4 separate regions of the Homo sapiens genome follow, and regions 2, 3 and 4 are each linked to region 1. A link is a contact called in ENCODE Hi-C or POLR2A ChIA-PET data. All regions are on one chromosome and are shown on one strand. Each heading gives the region's core, a stretch centred on a gene start or an enhancer-like site at or near the end of the contact. The rest is flanking DNA. Distances are from core to core; before and after follow the strand shown. Region 1 holds the start of PARP16 (poly(ADP-ribose) polymerase family member 16). Region 2 holds the start of USP3-AS1 (USP3 antisense RNA 1). Region 3 holds the start of SNX1 (sorting nexin 1). Region 4 holds the start of SNX22 (sorting nexin 22).

Region 1 (4,934 bases), core at 1,222-3,721:
GGCTCACTGCTACCTCTGCCTCCCAGGTCCCAGTTCAAGCAATTCTCCTGCCTCAGCCTCCTGAGTAGCTGGGATTACCAGCATGCACCACCATAATGGTGAGACAGGGTTTTACCATATTGTCCAGGCTGGTCTTGAACTCCTGACCTCGTGATCCACCCGCCTCAGCCTCCCAAAGTGCTGGGATTACAGGTGTGAGCCACCGCACTCGGCCTATAATTTTCTTTTTTTGTATCACCCTTATCAGATTTAGGGTCAAGGTTATGCTAGCCTCTTTTTTAATACTCTGTGTAAAACTGGGAATTACTTATTCCCTCAGTGATTGCTACAACTCACCAATGACACCAGCTACGTCCAGAGTTTTCTTTGAGGGAAAATCCTTGACTACTAATCCAACGTCTTTTTTTTTTTTTTTTTTTTTTTTGAGAGAGAGACTTGCTGTGTTGCCCAGGCTGGAGGGCAGTGGTGTGATTACAGCTCATTGCAGCCTCGACCTCTTGGACTCAAGCCATCCTCCCGCCTCAGCCTCCCAAGTAGCTGGGACTACAGGCGTGCATCACCACACTCAGCTAATTTAAAGAAATCTTTTTTGCCTAGGCTGGTCTCAAACGATCCTCTTGCCTTGCCTTCCCAAAGTCCTTGGGATTACAGGCATGAGCCACTCAGCCTTTTTCTTCTTTTTCTACAATAGTCTAGAAAAGTTCGCCCAATAACCTGGCACCCTCCAGGTTTTTTTTTTTTTTTTAATGGAGTTTCATTCTTGTTGCCCAGGCTGGACTGCAATGGCGCAATCTCGGCTCACCACAACGTCCGCCTCCCGGGTTCAAGCGATTCTCCTGTCTCAGCTTCCAGAGTAGCTGGGATTACAGGCATGCGCCACCACGCCCGGCTAACTTTTTGTATTTTTAATAGAGACGGGATTTCTCCATGTTGGTCAGGTTGGTCTTGAACTCCCAACCTCAGGTAATCTGCCCGCCTTGGCCTCCCAAAGTGCTGGGATTACAAGCATGAGCCACCGAGCCTGGCCCCTCCAAGTTTTTAACAGTGAAGAATGTTACTTGTGCAAGTCAGAATCTGATACCAATTAAATGGTGACAGCTTTGCTGGTAAACAAGAATATGCTCTTCCATGGCAAGGAAGGGAGACTGCCACACTTGACAGGTCCCAAAGATACATGGAGTTCAGTGTCTTTAATGAATATCAGCTATTGGCGATTTCAATTTTCTGCTTTTTATTGAATCGATTTTGGTAAGTTATATTTTTCTAGGCAATTCCAAACATTTGGATTATAAGGATAACTGATATCTTGAATGCTGACCCAGAGGTGAACTCTGCAAAAAAAGTGCCTGGTGAATCAGAGAAATAACAGCTTACATATGTACTGGATGTTACAGTTTATAAAAGTACTGCCCATAGATCACCTCATCTGAAGACCAATGTCTGGGCGGCTTTGGTGACTTTTTGGTGTCTAATTATTTGCAAAAGGATGGATAACTTTCTAGCTAAGCAAAACAGCTGATTCACATCAACCCTATTCCTGGCCAGGCTAGAAAATCTGTGGAGGACTATGCAACTATTCCTCACTTCAGTCCTCGGAGTCATTTGTCATTGACAGGAGAGAAGCAGCCACCAAGTGCCTTGGGAGTGAGCGTTGACATGAGGGTGTTAGCAGTGTTCTTAGCTCATGGAAACCTTCCCCAAGGCAAGGCAAGACCAAGCTGGGAATGGAAAGTCTGGCGGCTGTCATGTTTACTAATGCGGATGGAACTGCCTCTACCTGTGGTTCCACAGGGCACTTGGTCCAGGACGCAGTGGGCAGCGCCAGGACAAAGCACACTCACCAGGGCTTCAAAGTCCTTACAGTCGCCGCGGGCGTAGGACGCGGGGAAGGGCCGCAGCACCGAGTCGCGCTTGTAGCTCTGCAGGGCCGAGGCGAAGAGGCTGCACCGGAGGTCGGCGGCCAGCATGTCGCGGCCCGCCGCCTCCCTGGCGGCCGCCCAGCCTGAGGGCTGCATCCCAGGTCACTGCGCGTTGCCGGGGTAGACGCGCTGGTTAGGGGCAAGGGCGAGCGTGCGTTCAGCGCGGGGGCTGGGCCCGCGGACAATGGGCCGTCAGGGGCCGGGTTCCCAAGCCTGGGGTGGAGCTAGGCAGGGGGCTGAGATGACAGGGGTGAGAACGTGCCGACAAGTGTCCTCTGCCGGGGTCTGGGCCGCGGCTCGCCGCCGAAGAGAGAGACCGAGGCCTGGACCGCGGGTCGGCGGGGAGGTTGGGCCCAGGGATAAAGGAACTGGGGCTGGTGGGGGGGAGGGGTTCCCGGCCTAGGGGAAGGGCTATGACAATGGAATGACAACCGCGGGAACGTGCTGACACGTGTCCTCCGCGGAGGCCTGGGGCGGGAAGCAGCCCCCGGGGGACGGCGGGCAGAGCCCACTCTCCGCGACGGGCGAGGCTGCTGCGCCGCGCGCGCCTTCCTGCCCCGCCTCCCGCCGCGCCGCCGAAGTCCCGCCTCTCGCCAAGCTGCCCGCGGCGCCACCTGTCTTCCGCCTGCAGCTCACGTCCGCTTGCCTTGCCCGGCCTACCTCCCCTCCCGCCGCCGCGCTCCGCCCGGCCCAGCCGAGGGCCCGCCCCTTCGCGCCCCAGCCAGCTCCACCGTACGGGTTGTGCCCGCCCCTCCCAGACCCCGATCACCCGCAGCTACGAGAGTTGCCGCCGCCAGTGTGTGCCGGGCGACGTCGCCCACGCCCCTGCCAGCCATCCTCACAGCAGCAGCAGCCCTGGTAGAAATTGATGTGGGCACCCTCTCGACCCGCCCCTGTACTTGTCTTTGTCCCAGCTCTGCGGACTGAGCCTACCTCTCTTCCTTGGGGTATTAATGCTACCTATTGTCTCTCTTGAATCTTTTCCCTCCAAAACTGCACAGAAGGAGCCATTTAACACCCAGGGAAACTGAGGCTTAGAGTGCTGCAATGCTTGCCCAAGATCCCACAGCCAGATGGGTAAATCTAGGATTCACACCGAGATCTTTGGAAAACCAAAAGACTTTTCCTCTGCTTTTCAGCCTCCAGAATTCTCTGAATTGCTTAAGTCTCTGGCCTCAAATGCCCCAAGATCCTCCTTGGGAGACCTCTCTGACAGGGAGCTTGGGGGAGAGCAGAGGGGCATTGACTTAACTCTGCTGGAGGGTAAGGACTAGACTCCCATCCCCTCTCCCTACTCAGAACCTTCATTAGAGAAAACCCCAAAGTGTGACCTCATGGTCACATGCAAATCTAAACACAGACCATTGTGCTTAAACCAACACACCGCACACACTCCTACCCTGCAGGATCTTCTGAGGAAGAAACTTCTCCTTCTGCATCCAGGCTGTGCTGGGCCCTGGACTCAGAGGAGAGGTGGTCCCATGCCATTGGATTGCATCTATGACTTCGGGAGGTAGGGCGAAGACTGGTCCCCCAGACACCACAGAGCTTCCCATCTTCTTTTGCCAGGTAAAGGTTGGGGGCTGCTCCCAGGAGCCCACATCAAATCTGTTTGCTCTGAGGCCTAGAACCACAAGGCCCCTAGTGCTTCAAAAGCCATGGGGGTTCTCATAGGACCCAGGAACTCTAAGGTGGCTTCTGAAGCTCAGACCCCAGGAAGGGAGAGCTTGGAGTGGGTCAGGAGACCAGGGAACCATCTCTCATTCCACCTCTTCTTCATTGCAGGCCCTTAGACAAAAGCCACCCTCTGATACCTCCTTGGCCTCAAGAATTGTTTGTTGGGTGGATATATAAAATTTGCTTATCTGAAGATATTTGTCACATATGATATGAGAATCATAGTGATAATATTCACATCACAGGGTGGTGTGGAAGGGCCTCTGATGGCCAGCATTCTCATGACTTAGCTCATGCAGAATATTAGAATTCTTTTTAATTCTTGTCAATTCCATAGACACAAAGTTGAATTTCATTATAGTTTTAATTTGCATTTACTTGATAGTGAAACTGAATGTTCTTATGTTTACTTTATTCTTCTAGATTTTATCAGAATTTGCTAAGGTGGTCTCAGAACCACATTTCTTGTGGAGGGGTTTCAGCCCTGCTTATATAAATTTGATATAATCCACAGACCATACAATTCACCCATTTAAAGTGTACAATTTAATAGTTTTTAGTACATTCACAGATATGTGAAACTGTCACAATCAATTTTAGAATATTTTTATCACCTCAGAAAGGAACTCTCTACACCTAGTCTATCAATGCTCTACCCACCCTACCATGTCGCCCACTCCTAAGCAATCACCAACATGTTTGTTTTTTGTTTAAGAGACTGGGCCTCACTGTTACCTCGGCTAGAGCACAGTGGCTATTCACAAGCATGATCATAGCACATTGCAGCCTAGAACTTCTGGCCTCAAATGATCCTCCCGGCTCAGCCTCCAGAGTACCTCAGACTACAGGCTCACACCACCACACCTGGCTTAGAGAACACATTTTGTTTACTCCTGTCCTTTTAAATTCATTGAGGTTTGTCTATTGCCTAGCATATGGCCTATCCTGGAGAATGTTTCATGTGAATGTATATATTCTGCTGCTGTTAGGTCAAGTGTTCTATGGATGTCTGTTAGGTCTAGTTGATTTATATTGTTTTCAAATCTTAGATTTCCTTGTTGATCTTCTGTTTATTCTATTCATTATTGAAAGTGGGGACCAGGCACGTGGCTCACACCTGTAATCCCAGCACTTTGGGAGGCCGAAGTGGGCAAATCACCTGAGGTCAGGAGTTCGAGACCAGCCTGGCCACTATGGTTAAACCCTGTCTCTAATAAAGATACAAAAATTAGCCAGGCATAGTGGCACGTGCCTGTAGCCCCAGCTACTCGGGAGGTTGAAGCCCGAGAACTGTTTGAACCTGGGAGGCGGAGGTTGCAGTGAGTTGAGATCATGCCA
Region 2 (4,934 bases), core at 185-2,684, 1.7 Mb before region 1:
AGGTAACAATTCCTCCCACTTGACAAATGAGGAAGTGACGCCCAGCAAGGTTCAGACATCTGTCCTGGGTCTGACAGCAAATAAGTCACCAGCCAGTCACCTGAGCTGCCGGAGCCAGTTTCTTCATGTACAAAACTGGGGGTGCAGAGGTTGACGGGGTGACTAATGAGGGCACACAAACCTGAAGGAGGCCCGGGCTCGGTGTGACACCTGGCTGCACCCAACATATTTAAGTTCCTTACTTCCCTCCCCTGGCACAAAGGAGCCGAGCTGGCACAGCCAGGGGCAGTCACGGAGCTGCGGGGGAGGCTGGCAGGGAAAGGGAAACGCTTCCCCAGCCCAGACTCTAGCTCCCTCTGGCTGCGGGGAGCCAAGGCCCCGGCCCATTAGTCGGTCCTTCTGGACTGGAAGCAGGCTGGTCCCGTTTGTTTCCAGGGAAAGCGGGTTAGGACTGCCTGTGGAAGGCCCCGTTGCAGGCTCCTCACAACCCCAGTGGTAGACATTATTCCCCCCACGCAGAGGAAATGAAGGCTCCGTGAGTGACTGACACGGCGATAAACCAAGTCTAACTTGGCTCAAGATCTTTTCTTTGCTGGGAGGGGCTGGTGAGGCTGCAGCAGAGGGTCCCCCAAGCTTTCTGGCCAAGCGACCTGGGTGGGTGTCCGTGACTGTACCTGCTCAGGGCTTGCCTCTAGCTGCCTCCGAACCCTACCCTTTTCCAGGCTGGTGGCCCAGGGGATGCAGGAACAGCTCTAGTCTACTAAGCTGAACCCGGACTCAATGCTAACGCGTGCCCCCACCGCCTTGAGGGTTGGGATGGGCCTGTCACTAGGCCACCTCCAAGGAAACAAATCCCTCTTCCCACTCACGTCCCGCCGGGACATTCAGGGGCCTCAGCTTGAAGCTAGACTGGAGCAATCGCCAAGCACCGCTCCCCTGCAAGGCAGCACATCCAGAGCGAAACAAAGAGTCAAGGGTTGTGGCTCCTGGAACCGGCATTCCCTCTGTCCACAGCCGCCCCAGGACTCTGCTGGGCCGGGGTCGGGGCTTCCCACTAGGGGCTCCCAAGGCTACGAGCCAAGAACCCACGCAGATGAAGGTACGGTGGGGTGCAGGGGCAGAAAGAGGAGGGAAAATGGGCCGGCCAGAAAGCCGACTTGGAACCCTGCAGTGTCATCGCAGCCAAGTGTCTTCACCTCGCAGGGCCCGAGTCCTCCTCGGTAAATGAGTCCACTCGGTCCCATGGGGCGGTTGGGTAGCTTTAACAAGCCAGTGAGCCCCGGGTCACCGCACTCTCCTCACAGGTGCCCCAACCTGGCGTCCGTCACGCTCTCGGGCTGCGGCCACGTTACCGACGACTGCCTGGCGCGCCTGCTGCGCTGCTGCCCACGCCTGCGCGCACTGCGCCTGGAGAACTGCGCGCGCGTCACCAACCGCACGTTGGCTGCCGTGGCGGCGGACGGGCGCGCGCTGCAGACATTGCACGTGGACTTCTGCCGCAACGTGAGCGCGGCCGGCCTGCGCCGCCTGCGCGCCGCGTGCCCGCGCCTGGCCCTGCGGGCAGAGCACAGCGCCGCCATGCTGCCCGACCAGCCCCCGCGCCCGCGCGCGCCCGCCGCGGCCCTCGGCAAGCTGCTGCAGCGCTAGACGCCGCCCCGCCGCTGCCCCCGGGGAAGGAGCGCAGCCCCAGACCGTCCTGGCTTCGAACCCAGCTCTTCCACCTTCAGACCACCACCGCATATTCTGAGCCTCATTTTCCCCGTCTGCACAGTGGGGATAAGAAAGCCTACCTCACGTTACGATTTTATACATAGGATAAACGCAAGATTAAATGGATATTTGGAAAACACTCGGCTGGTTCTCACTCAACACCACCGCCTTTCCCCTCTTGCTTCCGCCCCAGGCTTTCTGCTGTGCGCTCCCCACGGAGGCGGGAGGCGCCTGCACCGTCCTCGGGGACTCCGATCGCCGTTGGACCGAAATCACCTCGGTGGGGAGGACCTGACCACTCGGAGTTCGCCGACTTGCGCTCGGGGGTGACGGGGGCCAGGGCTGCCGCGCGCAGGGGTCTGGGGAGCCTCCGGGCGGAGCGACCCAGCGAGACCCCGCCGGCTCCCGGAGTGTCCTGGGGACCGCCACCTCCAGGAGCCCCGGTGGTGATCTCGGTGAAGCAGGAGGAGGGGAAGCAGGGGCGCACGGGCAGAAGGAGCCACCGAGCCGCTCCTCCTTGCGGTTTTGCCCGCACGCGCGTCTGCCCGCCCACCTTTCCTGGGGCGGATGCGTTCCCGCAGTGACCGCACTCGCGATTGTAGAAAATTCGCTCCCAATTGTTGAATGCTTACATAAACTGCATAGTTACCCATATTTTCTACTGTTCTCATAAGGGAAAAAGAAATGATTTGGAAGAAAAAAAAAGCCTCAAACTAAACAAAAACAAAACCAGCAGCCCTGGCTAAGCTTTTGATAATGGAACCATTATAAGCTGACAAGCTAGATTTTTCACCTGTTGGATTTGCTGGACATGAGCACAAGCCTAGGCTTCCAATTTGAATTTCAGGGCTGTAGTCACTGATGTGTCACATTTAGTGAAGGCTCTCGGCCCCCCGGCAGCCGCCTGGTCCTGGGTCACTGGGGAGAATTCTGGGTGGGTGGAAGAGGCGAGGAGCACTGTGATGGGCGCTGTTCACACTCCGGCTCCACCCAGCGCCAGCTGCGACAAAGCCCTTTACCCCTCCCAGGCCAGGTGTTTCTTCTGTGTGAAAGAGGAGCTTGATCCCTACTCACAGGTTCCTTAATTCATTGCTCAAATAGGGAAACGGCAAGGAAAAAGACAAATTCTGTTCTCATGAAGCTTACCTTCTAGTGGGGGAAGAGACAACAGGTAACTGGTATATAAGAGGGTAGAAGGGCCAGGTGCGGTGGCTCAATGCCTGTAATCCCAGCACTTTAGGAGGCCAAGATGGGCGATTCACGAGGTCAGGAGATCGAGACCATCCTGGCTAACAAGGTGAAACCCCCGTCTGTACTAAAAAAAAATACAAAAAATTAGCCGGGCGTGGTGGCGGGCACCTGTAGTCCCAGCTACTCAGGAGGCTGAGGCAGGAGAATGGCGTGAACCCGGGAGGCGGAGCTTGCAGTGAGCCAAGATCGTGCCACTGCACTCCAGCCTGGGCGACAGAGAGACTCTTGTCTCAAAAAAAAAAAAAAAAAAAAAAAAATGGTAGAAAGTATTTGGAAAAAAGTGCAGGCTGTAACAAGGGCTATTAGGGATTGCTGGCAAGAGATTGGGGGGTGAAGCCTCTGAGAAAGGGTTGACCAATGTAAGCCTCACTGAGAAGATGACATCTGAGGCATGAAGTGAGGCAGGGGGCATAGATACTCCTGGCAGAGGAACAGTCAGTGCAGAGGCCGCGGACTACAGGCATGGCTCATGTGCAAGGAGATCAGAGTGGCTGGAGCAGAGTGAATGAGGAGGGAAGCTGAGTAGCAGGTATCTGAGAAGCAATGCAGCCCGCAGCTTAACTTCAACATGCTTTTAAACTTTTTTCCCATTCTCTTGAGTTTCAAGATATAACCTTGAGGAAACTCAAAATCCTTTCTCCTTAGCCTTAAAATAGACTCCACGTCCCTCCCCTTTCTCACCAGATATGCTCCCTTTTCATTTATCTAACTGTATGCTACTATTTAATTGTGTGATGTCTTAGAAGTTTCAGTGGCTAATCTTGAGACAGACCAAGCCTGGAGACCCAGCTGCAAACCTCCAAAAATTACTTCAAAATGGCTAATTAACAACCTGACCATTGTTAAAATAATGTCAATCCGAGGTCCAGGTGGACTGAAGCCCAAGATAGCCACCAGAACAAAACACACAGACATCATACTCAGCCCATTTCTTGCATGCCTTCCTTATCAAGTCTTCCCTTTTAAAAACCCTAAAAATTGCTTTCCCCTCTAAAAATTGAAGCAGTTACTTTAAATAGCAATCTGGCTACTTCCCCCTTTACTAGTTTTGGGTAATAAATTTGCTTTTTATTACTAGACTTCGTTCTTGTTAATTCAAGCATCTGCACCTGCTTTGTTTGGTTATGGTAAGGGATGGGGGTAGCAGTGGATGGACAGATTAATGTGAGGAAGAAATGAGAGATGAAGGTTCCCCCTCAGCCCAACCTACCCCCAGAAGGAACCAGGGCGCCATGCACAGATGATAGGTGAAGTCCCAGCGGCCCTGGATTTTGTTCCAGGCAGAACATGTGGACAGGCAAGCAGCACCCTGTCCCACACCAGCCCTTCTGGGGACTGCCAAAGGGCTCCGGGCTGGGGCAGTGCTTACTCCAGAAACAGGGTAGCCACAGTAAGCCCTGGCCCAGCATAATCCCTTTGTCAGGAGAGCCAGCTCTGTCACACCACCAGCTGCAGTGGAGTGGCAGGACTCTGCTACTAGCCTGTGAGACACAGGCTGCTTTTTGGTGATTTCTCAGTTTGCCCACCATTGCTTTGCACTCTGGAGAGGCGTTGTTGGGAACGAATTTTTCTCCCATTACTCTGAACACTGTTGAAAGCAAGCTCAGGCTTCCAGGGGGTTGAATGTTTGTCTACAACAGAGCCACTTAAACCCCAGGCCTTTGTTTTCATCTTCTCCAAAAAGCCCCAATTTCTAGTATGTTCTATTTGTCCTAAATTGGTGGCTTAGCCTGGACAACAACAGGATCCTGGCTTCAGGATCTAATGGATCTGGGTTTCCATCCCATTTCCCTCACTTTCTAGCTCTGTGACCAAGGACAGATTGGCCCTCTCCAAACCTGTTTTCTTATCTGAGTACTAAGGATAACAAGGGAACCTTGCTTTTGGGGTTCTTTTAAGGACTGTGATTATGTAAAGCAGGGGTCACTATAGGTTGAGCTAGAATGGGGTAACCTGCATTCCCCGACAACCCC
Region 3 (4,934 bases), core at 1,489-3,988, 1.2 Mb before region 1:
TGCGTGTCCAGGAGCTAGAGAACGAGGCTCTAGTAGTGCAATCAGGCCAGCTTTGCTTCCTAACCAGGCACCCTAGACTTGTGGTCTCCCCACAAGTCTTGGAATGGTTACTAAGACGTAGGCCACACGTGGAGAATGAAGCTTTTAAGACCTCTGGGTTCGGCTTGCCCCAGGTTTACGAAGAGCCCAGTTCCCAGAAAGACCCACACCCCCCACGTGACTTAGGACCCCGAAGAAAGCGCCTGCTACGCCCCGGACAAGATCTGGCCAAAAACAAACAAACAAACAAACAAAAAAAAAGGTCTCCCCTCCCAGCCCTCAGGTGAGGCCATCATCCCCGCACCCCTCAGCTCCGGCCTGCACCTATAACGCCAAATGCTGTGCTGGGTAAAATTAATTACCATAAACTTCTAGCGCTTTCTCTTCCATGATCCGGGGCTGCCGGGCAGCTCCCGGCTCAGAGAGGCCGGAGAGCCACAGGACTCTGCTCAGCGTCCAGGAGAGCAGCCCGGACACCCGCTGCATCTTCACGCTCAGCCATCCCTGGCGACTGTCCCAATCGCGCCACCGTCTCTCAGCAGCCTCGGGATTGATCAACTTCCTGGTCTTCAAATGGGCCGAGACAAGCCTAAAGGTTCAGGAGAGCAGAGAAAAGGCGGGGCCAGACGGAGTAGCTCGAAGGACCTAGGGAAGGGGCCTCAAGGACTACAAGTTCCAGCGTGCTTTGCTCGATTTCGGCGGGACAAAAACAATCTTCGCGGCTCGTCAGCACATTGCATGCTGGGATGCGTGAGCTATTTTCTTCGGAAGGCAGCGAATTGTATTCTGGGACTTGTAGTGTCCGCCTGGTAGAAGTGGATGTAACGGTCTGTTAACCGCGACTGACTCACTCAGTATCCGTGATAAGTTAAAGATGAATCCTGAAGGGGTAGGGGAAAGGAGATCTTGAGTTCTCCAGCACGGAGACTCTTTACAATTATTTCTCCGCGGGATCCGCTGACAGCCAACGTCTTTCTTACTTCCTGATCGGACAGGAAGTAGGTTTCAGTTGCTGTGAAAAGGGATGTCATGGGAAGCCAGTGAGGTAGTCAGGTATGGCATGGGGAGGGCTTTTTGGCTTTCTCGTCTCCTAAGGGACTCAGTCCAGCACAGCTTCCCACCTTTGAACGAATATTTCTGCTAATGGCCTCCAAAGACAACTTAGAACATAAGTTTTCCCGTGTCTAATGTGTACAGTGGTGACATAATGGAGATCGCCATCCTTAAAAGTGTATCTTGGCCGGGCGCGATGGCTCACGCCTATAATCCCAGCACTTTGGGAGGCCGAGGCGGGCGGATCACCTGAGGTCAGGAGTTCGAGACCAGCCTGGCCAACATGGGCAAACCCCGTCTCTACTAAAAAATACAAAAATTAGCTGGGCGTGGTGGCAGGGGCCTTAATCCCAGCTACTTGGGAGGCAGAGGCAGGAGAATCGTTTGAACTCAGGAGGCAGAGGTTGCAGTGAACCAAGATCGAGCCATTGCACTCAAGCCTGGGGGAGAAGAGCGAGACTTCCCTCAAAAAAAAAAAAAAAAAAAAAAGTGTATCTTAAGCCCTCTGGTGTTCGTGGGTGTGATGGATGCCAGTAACAAAATCGATTTTATTTTATCCATCCATCCCTCCGATCAAATTTGTAGGTACTAATTTGCCATAGGTGATCCATAGGCATGGAAGATACAAAGATAAAACGCTGCCCCCGCCTTCAAACAGCTCACATGACCTGTGAGGGAGTCCATCCCTGAATTTGCAGTTACAACCAAACTAACTAAACCTCTTGTCAAAGTTGGTGACAAATGCCATTTCTATTGAGAAGATAGGATTATCTTGCAGAATTGTCCCATGCTAACATGCCCATTTATCTTTAAACTCCAGTCTTGTTTGTCTAGTTAATGTAGGCCTTAGGATCACCAGACAATGAATTGCTTAGGTCCCAAGGAAATTTTGGTCAGGGTTCAATAATTTCCCTGCCGTCTATTCCACTCCACTTACTCCACAGCAATTGAGAGGATAATCCTAACATTTTTCCAGCCAAATCTAGGACACTGAGGCCTCACTTCATCTGTGAGGCCTCCCTACTTCTCCAAGCAGAATTGATTATCTCTTTCCCTGTGCTCCCACAGGGCACCATAGCATTGAACATGTCGAACTGTCGATTAAATACCTGATTTCTGTATCTGAAACTCACAGCAAGGTGCCAGGCATACAGTAGATGCTCAGTATCTGTATTTCTTAATGAATTAACTGAATGTTGCTCAAGGAATAAGTGGTGAAGCTTTCTTCTAGTCTTGTTCAGATACCTCAATCGAAATATTTATTGACTCTCTGTGAGGGCATTGTGCTTGGCATGGGTAGATGGCATGTAGAGGTTTTCAAACATTTTAGTGACACTCCTTCATTCAGACGAACTCTTAGAAGCCTGTTGGATAAAGCTATCCAGAGCACAAAGGGCCCTAGAAACCTGAGCAGCCCCTAACTCCTACTTTTCTGCCCCTTTGGCCCCACTCGTTAATATCTCAGCATCGCGAACCAGGCCTCGGATTTGCTGCGCAGCCTCAGCTGGCCGGGTGCCGCCCCGCCCCCAGCGCCTAAGCCCCGCCCCTAGGTCTCCGCCCCTCGGATCCCACGGGGTCCCTTGCGGCCCTCCCACTCCTCGCACCGTTGGATCGCTTTGCTCACGGCGCTATCTCTCGATAAAGTTGTTGTTGCGGCTTCCGCCGCGGGTGGAAGAAGATGGCGTCGGGTGGTGGTGGCTGTAGCGCTTCGGAGAGACTGCCTCCGCCCTTCCCCGGCCTGGAGCCGGAGTCCGAGGGGGCGGCCGGGGGATCAGAACCCGAGGCTGGGGACAGCGACACCGAGGGGGAGGACATTTTCACCGGCGCCGCGGTGGTCGTGAGTTTGCACCCCTCGGGGTAGCAGGCGGGAGGGCACCCCGAAAGGGAAGAGAGGCTAAGCGAGAATCGGGGAGGTTGGGCAGAGTGGGCCCGGTGAGACCTTGCCTCGGTGTCAGCAGTCCGGGCCCCGGGGACCCTGGATGTGCTCGAAGCGGTAGAGCTTGGCTTCCCGGCCCCCAGGCGGGAAGAGTAAAGAATGAGGGTTGTGGTGCCTTCGTCGGCTAGCTCCCTAACAGCCGAGAACCGCCGACGCCGTCCTTTGACCCTGCAGTGTGGTGACACTCCACGGATCCACGGGGTTATTTTGCAGGTCGTGTCCTGCCAAGGCAGATTCAGTAGGACGGAATAAGCGAATGGGATGCAGACCTTTCCCCCGTCTTACTGCTTCTAAGATGAATAGCGTTATGTGGACTAGCCTGGGGTGGTGACCCGCCCACCAGTTCTTTCTTTAGCCCAGCATTTACCGATAATAACCAAAGGCCCTTTCTGGATCTTAGTTTACAAAAGTTATGTTGATTCTTCTGATCTCTAGGAAAATCAGGCCAGAGGCTGGTGGACAGAAGGCACTGCCAGATAAATCACTACATAGATCAGAAAGCTTTCTCCTTTTTAAAGGGATGTGTTCAAGTGCCCACGTACCTCACTGGGAGCAAATCTGAAATGTGATGAGGAAATGGTGTTTCCCGTAATGTTACCGGTAGGAGGCCCTTGAGTGTAGGTTGTCGAGGTTCTTGGCATTTTGAACAAATAATTGGACAAAACGCACAAAATAACAAAGGAATGAAACACAAACGAAGCAGCGAAAGCAGGAATTTATTAAAGCGAGAAAGCACCCCACAGGGTGTGAGTGGGCCGGAGCAAGGGGCTCAAGAGCCCACTTACAAAGTTTTCTGGATTTTAAGTGCTCCTTTTATGGTTCCTATGGGTTACCCCTTATCTGGATGAAGGATTTGGTCTGTGGCTAAAGGCCGAGGTGAATTGGCGTCCTGTGCAGATGAACGGATGGTCCCTGCTTGGCCTGCGGCCAGTCTAAGGCACTCTCCCTTTCCATGTGAGACGTGGTGGATGGGGAGGGTTGCAGGGATAGTAGCCTTTGATCCTTTGCCACTCGGGCGTGGGCAGATGGGTTTTTTCCTTTTGGTTTAGCTTTAGGAAGTTGGCCTTAATTGGCCTTAGGTTCCCTGCCCCCAAACCCAGGGGGTTCCTTTTGGGAATTCAGCTTTGGGAAGTCAGCACGAATTGGCCTTAGATTCCTTGCCCCCAGACCTTGGTGTTTTCTCTTTTAGAAAGTTAACGTAAGTTGACCTCAGATTCCCTGCCCCCAAACCTTGGTGTTTTTCCTTGATTCAGCATGAATTGCCCTTAAGTTCCCTGCCTCCAGACCCTATTCTCCTGCCTCAGTAATAAATATCCGGGTCTCTAATAAGAGTTAGGTATTAGAAAAAAATAATCTTTGTAATGTGGAAATCAGTAATCAGTTATGGAACCAGTAGAGATGTTTTGGGCTATTTTATGAGAATATTTACTCATACCACTTGGTATAGGTTGTTCCAGGCTGTAAAATTCAATGCTGGGTCTGTGAATTTATCTGTTTGGCATAATGCTTCTCTTCACAGTAGCTACTCAGTGTGTAACCAACTAAATAAAACAGCTATAAATTCTTTATGCAACATGTGGTCTGAAAAAGTTTGAGGCTTTCCTCATTTGTGTCAGATTTTCCCTGTCCTGTATTCAGAAATTGAGTCCATAATCTCAGCTCATAAGGTGCTTGATAATTCTAATATAACAACTAAAACTGTCAAATGAAGTCTCTTATTCTGAGAAATAATAAGTCTTTGTGACTGTCATAAAACAGGAAACAATTTTTGTTTGTTTTTAGAGACATAGTCTCCCTGTGTTGCCCAGGCTTGTCTTGAACTTCTGGGCTCAATGGATCCTCCCTTCCTCCTAAGTAGCTGGGATTGCAGGTGCATGCCTGAGAAATAATAATTCTTGCCGCTAAT
Region 4 (4,934 bases), core at 1,766-4,265, 1.1 Mb before region 1:
CTTTTGTACCTGCACTCTTGTGCGGTGGAACACTGTGCAATTAGGAGCTGCAGGTTCCCTATCACATGTTTGACAAGTCAGTTGCATGGAATCTCTTTCCACAACTGGTGATGAAAATCCACTGATCTGAGGCTTCCTGGAACACCTGAAAATTAAGTAAATGGAAAAAGTAGACAATGATCTGCCAAGAGAGAAGAGAGGAGAAGTGTGTTTAATTCTGGAGGTAGGAAGAAGATTCTTGTTGTCCCACCATGCAGGCAGCCTCTAACCCTTCAGCAGACGCTGCTCCTTCCCCTCCCTAGTTTTTTCTCAGCATACCCCCACTGCCCATTCATTCATATAGTCTTTCAATCACAAATATTATCCATATAGTCTTTCAACCCAAATGTTTTTGAGACACACAGTAACCAAACAATAATTGCAGACTGTAATATGTGCATAGAAAAGGTCATATGATAGGGTGGTCAAGAAGGAAGCCTCAGCTGGGTGAGGTGGCTCACGCCTGTTATCCCAGCACTTTGGGAGGTCAAGGTGGGTGCATAGCTTTAGCCCAGGAGTTCGAGACCAGCCTGGCCAACATGGCCAAACTCCGTCTCTACAAAAAATACAAAAATTAGCTGGGTGTGGTGGTGCGCACCTGTAGTCCCAGTTACTCAGGAGGCTGAGGTGGGAAAATCACCTAAGCTGCAGTGAGCCCTGTGGTTGCGTCACTGCACTCCAGCCTGGGTGACTGGAGTGAGGCCCTGTCTCAAAAAAAAAAACAAAAACAAAAACAAACAAACAAAAAAAAACCTTTTTGAGTTGAGTTTTAGGCTAAGAATTGGAGGATGAGCTCAATCCTTGAAGAGTCAAGGAAGGGTGCCCCCAGGTGGAGCAAACAGCCTAATGCAAAGGCCCTGAGGCAGGAAAGAGCTTGTCAGGTTGGAAGAGCCTAGTGCATGATGGGGAGAGGAGAGGAAATGAGGTGGAAGATGGAGGCTGGGCTGGGTTGTTTACAGCTTTGTGGATTGCATAGAGAGAGTGGGTTTTATTCTAAGTGCAGTGGGAAACATTGGAAGGTTTTAAGCACATGCCTTGATAACAGTTTGTGCTGCAGGGTAGAGAATGGACGTTCTATTGGGGATGAAGGCAGGAAAAAATGGAGACTCACAGACAGAGGGGCAGACAGTCATTAGGATGAGGACCAAGAAGTCTGAGGATCCCAGGAGAGGCCTCCCTGGACAGTGGGAGTTGGGGAGGCCCTGTAGGCCAGGGAAAGCTGGGTCCCTGAATGATGGGGCCGTAGGGAGGAAATGAAAGCACAGCACTTCTCCTCACTCTGGGCTGCTTTTCTTCTAGGGGACCCCACTAGAATCTGGGAAGTTTCAGCTTCCTGATTCTGTGGTCCTTGTGTGATGCAATTTGGAAAAAGAGAATGTGGGACATGATATTGGTGAGACCTGTTTGCCCCATTTTGGGGTCGTCATCTCAGCCCTTCTCTGGGGGCAGGGCTGGGGATGGAGGTTTTTTGCTCCAGCTCAGAGGCGTCTCTGCAGAAGCAGGGGAGGGGTGAGTCCCCTCAACCCCAGCCCCGAAGACAGGCACTCTGCTTCCTCCTGCCCACCCCAAGACCTCCCACTACGTATGAGCTTTGGAAGGCAGGGCCTCGCCTCTCTGCATGTCACGGGGCCTTTGTGGGGGAAGTCAGTGGAGTAGAGGACCTGCCATGGTGCTGCTGATAGCAGCTCTCCGACAGCTGAAGGGTGCAGGGCTGAGAGGTGGGAGCAGAGGTCCTTTCCAGCACATGGCCTGAGAGAGTTCTGGATCAAAATCCTGCCACATATCCAGGAAGAACCTGCCCGGAGGGGTGGACAAGAGCAACCCGGTGCCACCCCCCAAAGTCTCTCTTCCCATCCACTGCCCTGTGCCCACTTATCCTAGTCATCCAGGAGAAGCCCACAGTCAAGCTGCTGCTCAATGCTTCTGTTAAGGGCCTAACATGAATCATCTCACTTTTTTTTTTTTTTAAGACAGAGTCTTGCTGTTGCCCAGTCTGGAGTGCAATGGTTTGATCTCGGCTCACTGCAACCTCCGCCTCTCAGGTTCAAGTGATTCTCCCGCCTCAGCCTCCTGAGTAGCTGGGATTACAGGCATGTGCCACCACACCTGGTTGATTTTTGTATTTTTAGTAGGTACGGGGTTTCACCATGTTGGTCAGGCTGGTCTCGAACTCCTGACCTCAGGTGATCCGCCTACCTCGGCCTCCCAAAGTGCTGGGATTACAGGCGTGAGCCACCGCGCCCGGCCAAATCATCTCACTTTATACACTTGCCTGAAGGAGCCACGTTATCCCTATTTTGCAGATGAGCAAAGGTCTACGGAGCTCCTGAAATCCAGGCAGTCTGACGTCCAAATCGGAGTCTAGGTCCCTAAACTGCCTCTTCCCCACAAACAGCCTGGAGCCCCTTAGGGTTGGAAGATATGAGTGAATGGATGGATGAAAACAATGAATGAATGGGGGGGCCTGTGGATGCTGGGGAAAGGGGCATCAAAGCTGGACTGGGTCCAAGCCTTGCTCAGGTGTGGCCTCAGCCGGGGAATCCAGATCACAATTTCAGGGACCAGGCTGAAAGGAGGGAAAGGCTCGGGAAGGGACTGAGGAACCCAAGACAGGTCCCTGGTTGGCCCCAGGACCGGCGCTGAGGCCCGGGCCCCGCCTCCGTCCGCGCCTGGAGCCACAGGCCGTCCTTGGTAGGCGCTTAACTCAGGTTGGGTGACATTTTCGCTCGCCAGTTCCTGGCATCAGTGAGTGCTCCGTCAATGTTTGACAAACGGTTGACTCCACTGCCCCGCGCTGTGGGCGCACTAGACTTCGGGGGCGGCGTCCAGGTCCCGCCTAATCTTCTAGGCTCAGGACCCGCGGCGCAAGGGAACGCCCGGGGCGGGGTCGCCTGGGGGCGGGGCCTGGGGTGGGGCCTGCGGACCGAGGGGGCGGAGCCGGCCGCCCCGGGGTCCTCAGTCCGCTCCGGGAGAGTTAGGGCTCCGAGCCGAGCGCGCGGAGCAGCTGGGGCCGGGGCGCGGATGCTGGAAGTTCACATCCCGTCGGTGGGGCCCGAGGCCGAGGGGCCCAGGCAGAGCCCGGAGAAAAGCCACATGGTGAGCGCGGCCCCTGGATGGGGAGGGGCGCCGGGACCCGCAGGATTTCCCCGCGCTGCGCTCAGTGGGGACCCGGGGCCCGGGCCTGGGTGAACGAGCGCTGCGGGCTGGACCGTCGGGGGAAACCTTGTCGAGGGTTTGGGGGCCGCTTGGATTTGCCAGCCTCGCGGACCATGGTTCGAGCTCTTGAGGGACCCCAGGGCTCCGAGGGGCAGGTCCGCCAGCCGGTTCTCCCAGGTGTGCGGGAGCGGAGAGTCCCCGGGCAGCCGCGGCGCCGCAAGGCCGCTTTGTGCCTTTGAGAGCGGGAGGGTGGGCACGTCGCCAGGCGCAGGTGCTGCGGCGTCCTCCCGCGGGGCCTCACGCGCAGACCCGCTGCCCGCCCGCGCCGCCAGGTGTTCCGAGTGGAGGTGCTGTGCAGCGGGCGCAGACACACGGTGCCAAGGCGCTACAGCGAGTTCCACGCGCTGCACAAGCGGGTGAGGCGGCGCCGACCTCCCACCGGCCCCGGCCCAGCCTCTGTCCAGCCCCCGCCCAGGCCCTGTGAGGCGGGCGGGCGAGCCCCAGCCTCCGCCACCCCCATTACTGCCTCAGTCCCTGCGCAGCCGGTCAGCCCCCGGGCCTCTGTGGGTGGGTTGGGGCCTTCCTCGCCCTCGGCCGGTCCACCACTCACCAGGGTCTGTCCCAGTAGAGCCCGAAGGCGGGGGCGCGGGAGGGCTTCTGGCTGGGGCGAAGAGGGCTTGAGGGCTCAGTCGGGATGCTGTGATCGCACGCGGTAAACCTCCAGTAGATCAAGAAGCTGTACAAAGTGCCCGACTTCCCCTCGAAACGCCTGCCCAACTGGAGGACCAGAGGGTTGGAACAGCGCCGGCAGGGCTTGGAGGCTTACATCCAGGTATGCGAGAGCACAGTTGGTTGCCCCCCGGCCTTCTGTGCCAGGGGTGTGGCCCAGACAGAGAGGTGTGGGGGCATGGCAGGGAGGGAACCCACAACTTGGGGATGTTATTCACCACCTCAAGCATCAATTTTCTGAGTCTAATATAGGTCCAAACACCCCCCTCTGGCTTGTTGAAAGGACTGAAAGAGGTAACGGACACAGGTAGTCCCAGCTCCATGAAACCCAGGTCCTGTCCCCTCCATGGTGAGGTCCTGTGCTGCCCTCCTGATGGCATGTAGGGTGAGGGTCCTTCCCCCAACAGCAAAGCTATGCCGCGTCATGGGGTACAACCTGTGCACACAGCGCCCAGCGCCCAGAAGGGCCCTGAGCCTGGTTCAACGCTCTGCTGTCATTGTCGTGAAATTCTTTTTTTGGAACAAAGAGCCCTGCATTTTCACTGGCACTGCGCTATGCAAATTAGTAGCTGGGTCTGATTGCAGGTCTCCTCTGTCCTCTCCAGGGCATCCTGTACCTGAACCAGGAGGTGCCCAAGGAGTTACTGGAATTCCTGAGACTTCGGCACTTCCCCACAGACCCCAAGGCTAGCAACTGGGGGTAAGGGGGGCCGATGGCGGGGGCCAGGGGCTGTCAGCAGTGAGCAGGTGAGGAAAGGTGTTGGAGGGCAAGCCCTTTCTTTTCACATCTGCCAGGATCCAGCATGACCGCCCTCACCAGCTCTCTTGACCTGGGTGGAGGGGCTTTTTTTTGGACAGACTTGGTTACCCCCGCCACCTCCGGAACTGGGGCTTGTTACAAATAGAAGCAGTGGTCCCCTGGGAGGTGCAGTTCTGGGCTCTGGTGTCTCCACCCCTTCCTCACGCTCCCCCGGCATCCCCAGGCAGCTTACAGTGTTTCTCTTCTCTTC

The links. A loop is a pair of places that touch in the nucleus more often than their neighbours do. ChIA-PET counts read pairs that join two places held with the same protein, here RNA polymerase II (POLR2A). Pooled maps may share reads with other maps.
Region 2: a loop to region 1 is called in a pooled map, with 6 times the contacts of the local background. The contact joins the promoter of USP3-AS1 here to the promoter of PARP16 in region 1. A Hi-C loop is called at or near these places in 4 of 50 pooled maps. POLR2A ChIA-PET finds 5 or more read pairs at or near these places in 2 of 52 experiments (WTC11 and activated CD8-positive, alpha-beta memory T cell).
Region 3: a map of naive thymus-derived CD4-positive, alpha-beta T cell shows a loop between it and region 1 (8-fold over the local background). The contact joins the promoter of SNX1 here to the promoter of PARP16 in region 1. A Hi-C loop is called at or near these places in 2 of 168 maps with a recorded cell type or tissue (CD8-positive, alpha-beta T cell and naive thymus-derived CD4-positive, alpha-beta T cell), 1 of 37 single-sample maps with no recorded cell type and 10 of 50 pooled maps.
Region 4: a pooled map shows a loop between it and region 1 (2.7-fold over the local background). The contact joins the promoter of SNX22 here to the promoter of PARP16 in region 1. A Hi-C loop is called at or near these places in 5 of 168 maps with a recorded cell type or tissue (B cell, CD4-positive, alpha-beta memory T cell, CD8-positive, alpha-beta T cell and 1 more), 2 of 37 single-sample maps with no recorded cell type and 15 of 50 pooled maps.

What each region holds. Positions count from the first base shown.
Region 1 is chr15:65,284,412-65,289,345 of GRCh38, forward strand. It overlaps PARP16 (poly(ADP-ribose) polymerase family member 16), which reads right to left and starts at 2,472. Exons shown (of 6, transcript NM_001316943.2): 1 at 1,842-2,472. The coding sequence starts at 2,015. It overlaps SNORA24B (small nucleolar RNA, H/ACA box 24B), which reads right to left and starts at 1,180; the gene lies at 1,050-1,180. RefSeq lists a silencer at 2,157-2,716 and an enhancer at 2,867-2,916.
Region 2 is chr15:63,599,393-63,604,326 of GRCh38, forward strand. USP3-AS1 (USP3 antisense RNA 1) reads right to left here and starts at 1,435. Exons shown (of 3, transcript NR_034080.1): 1 at 1,197-1,435. It overlaps FBXL22 (F-box and leucine rich repeat protein 22), which reads left to right. Exons shown (of 2, transcript NM_001367807.1): 2 at 1,305-1,849. The coding sequence ends at 1,647. RefSeq lists enhancers at 552-1,269, 1,532-2,349 and silencers at 1,337-1,626, 2,047-2,176.
Region 3 is chr15:64,093,244-64,098,177 of GRCh38, forward strand. It overlaps SNX1 (sorting nexin 1), which reads left to right and starts at 2,739. Exons shown (of 15, transcript NM_003099.5): 1 at 2,739-2,929. The coding sequence starts at 2,771. CIAO2A (cytosolic iron-sulfur assembly component 2A) reads right to left here and starts at 595. Exons shown (of 5, transcript NM_032231.7): 1 at 402-595. The coding sequence starts at 525. RefSeq lists enhancers at 1-232, 278-1,007, 2,723-2,842, 2,983-3,062.
Region 4 is chr15:64,148,716-64,153,649 of GRCh38, forward strand. SNX22 (sorting nexin 22) reads left to right here and starts at 3,016. Exons shown (of 7, transcript NM_024798.3): 1 at 3,016-3,135; 2 at 3,528-3,611; 3 at 3,923-4,027; 4 at 4,530-4,624. The coding sequence starts at 3,061. RefSeq lists enhancers at 1,675-1,784, 4,712-4,934 and silencers at 2,702-3,141, 3,342-3,721.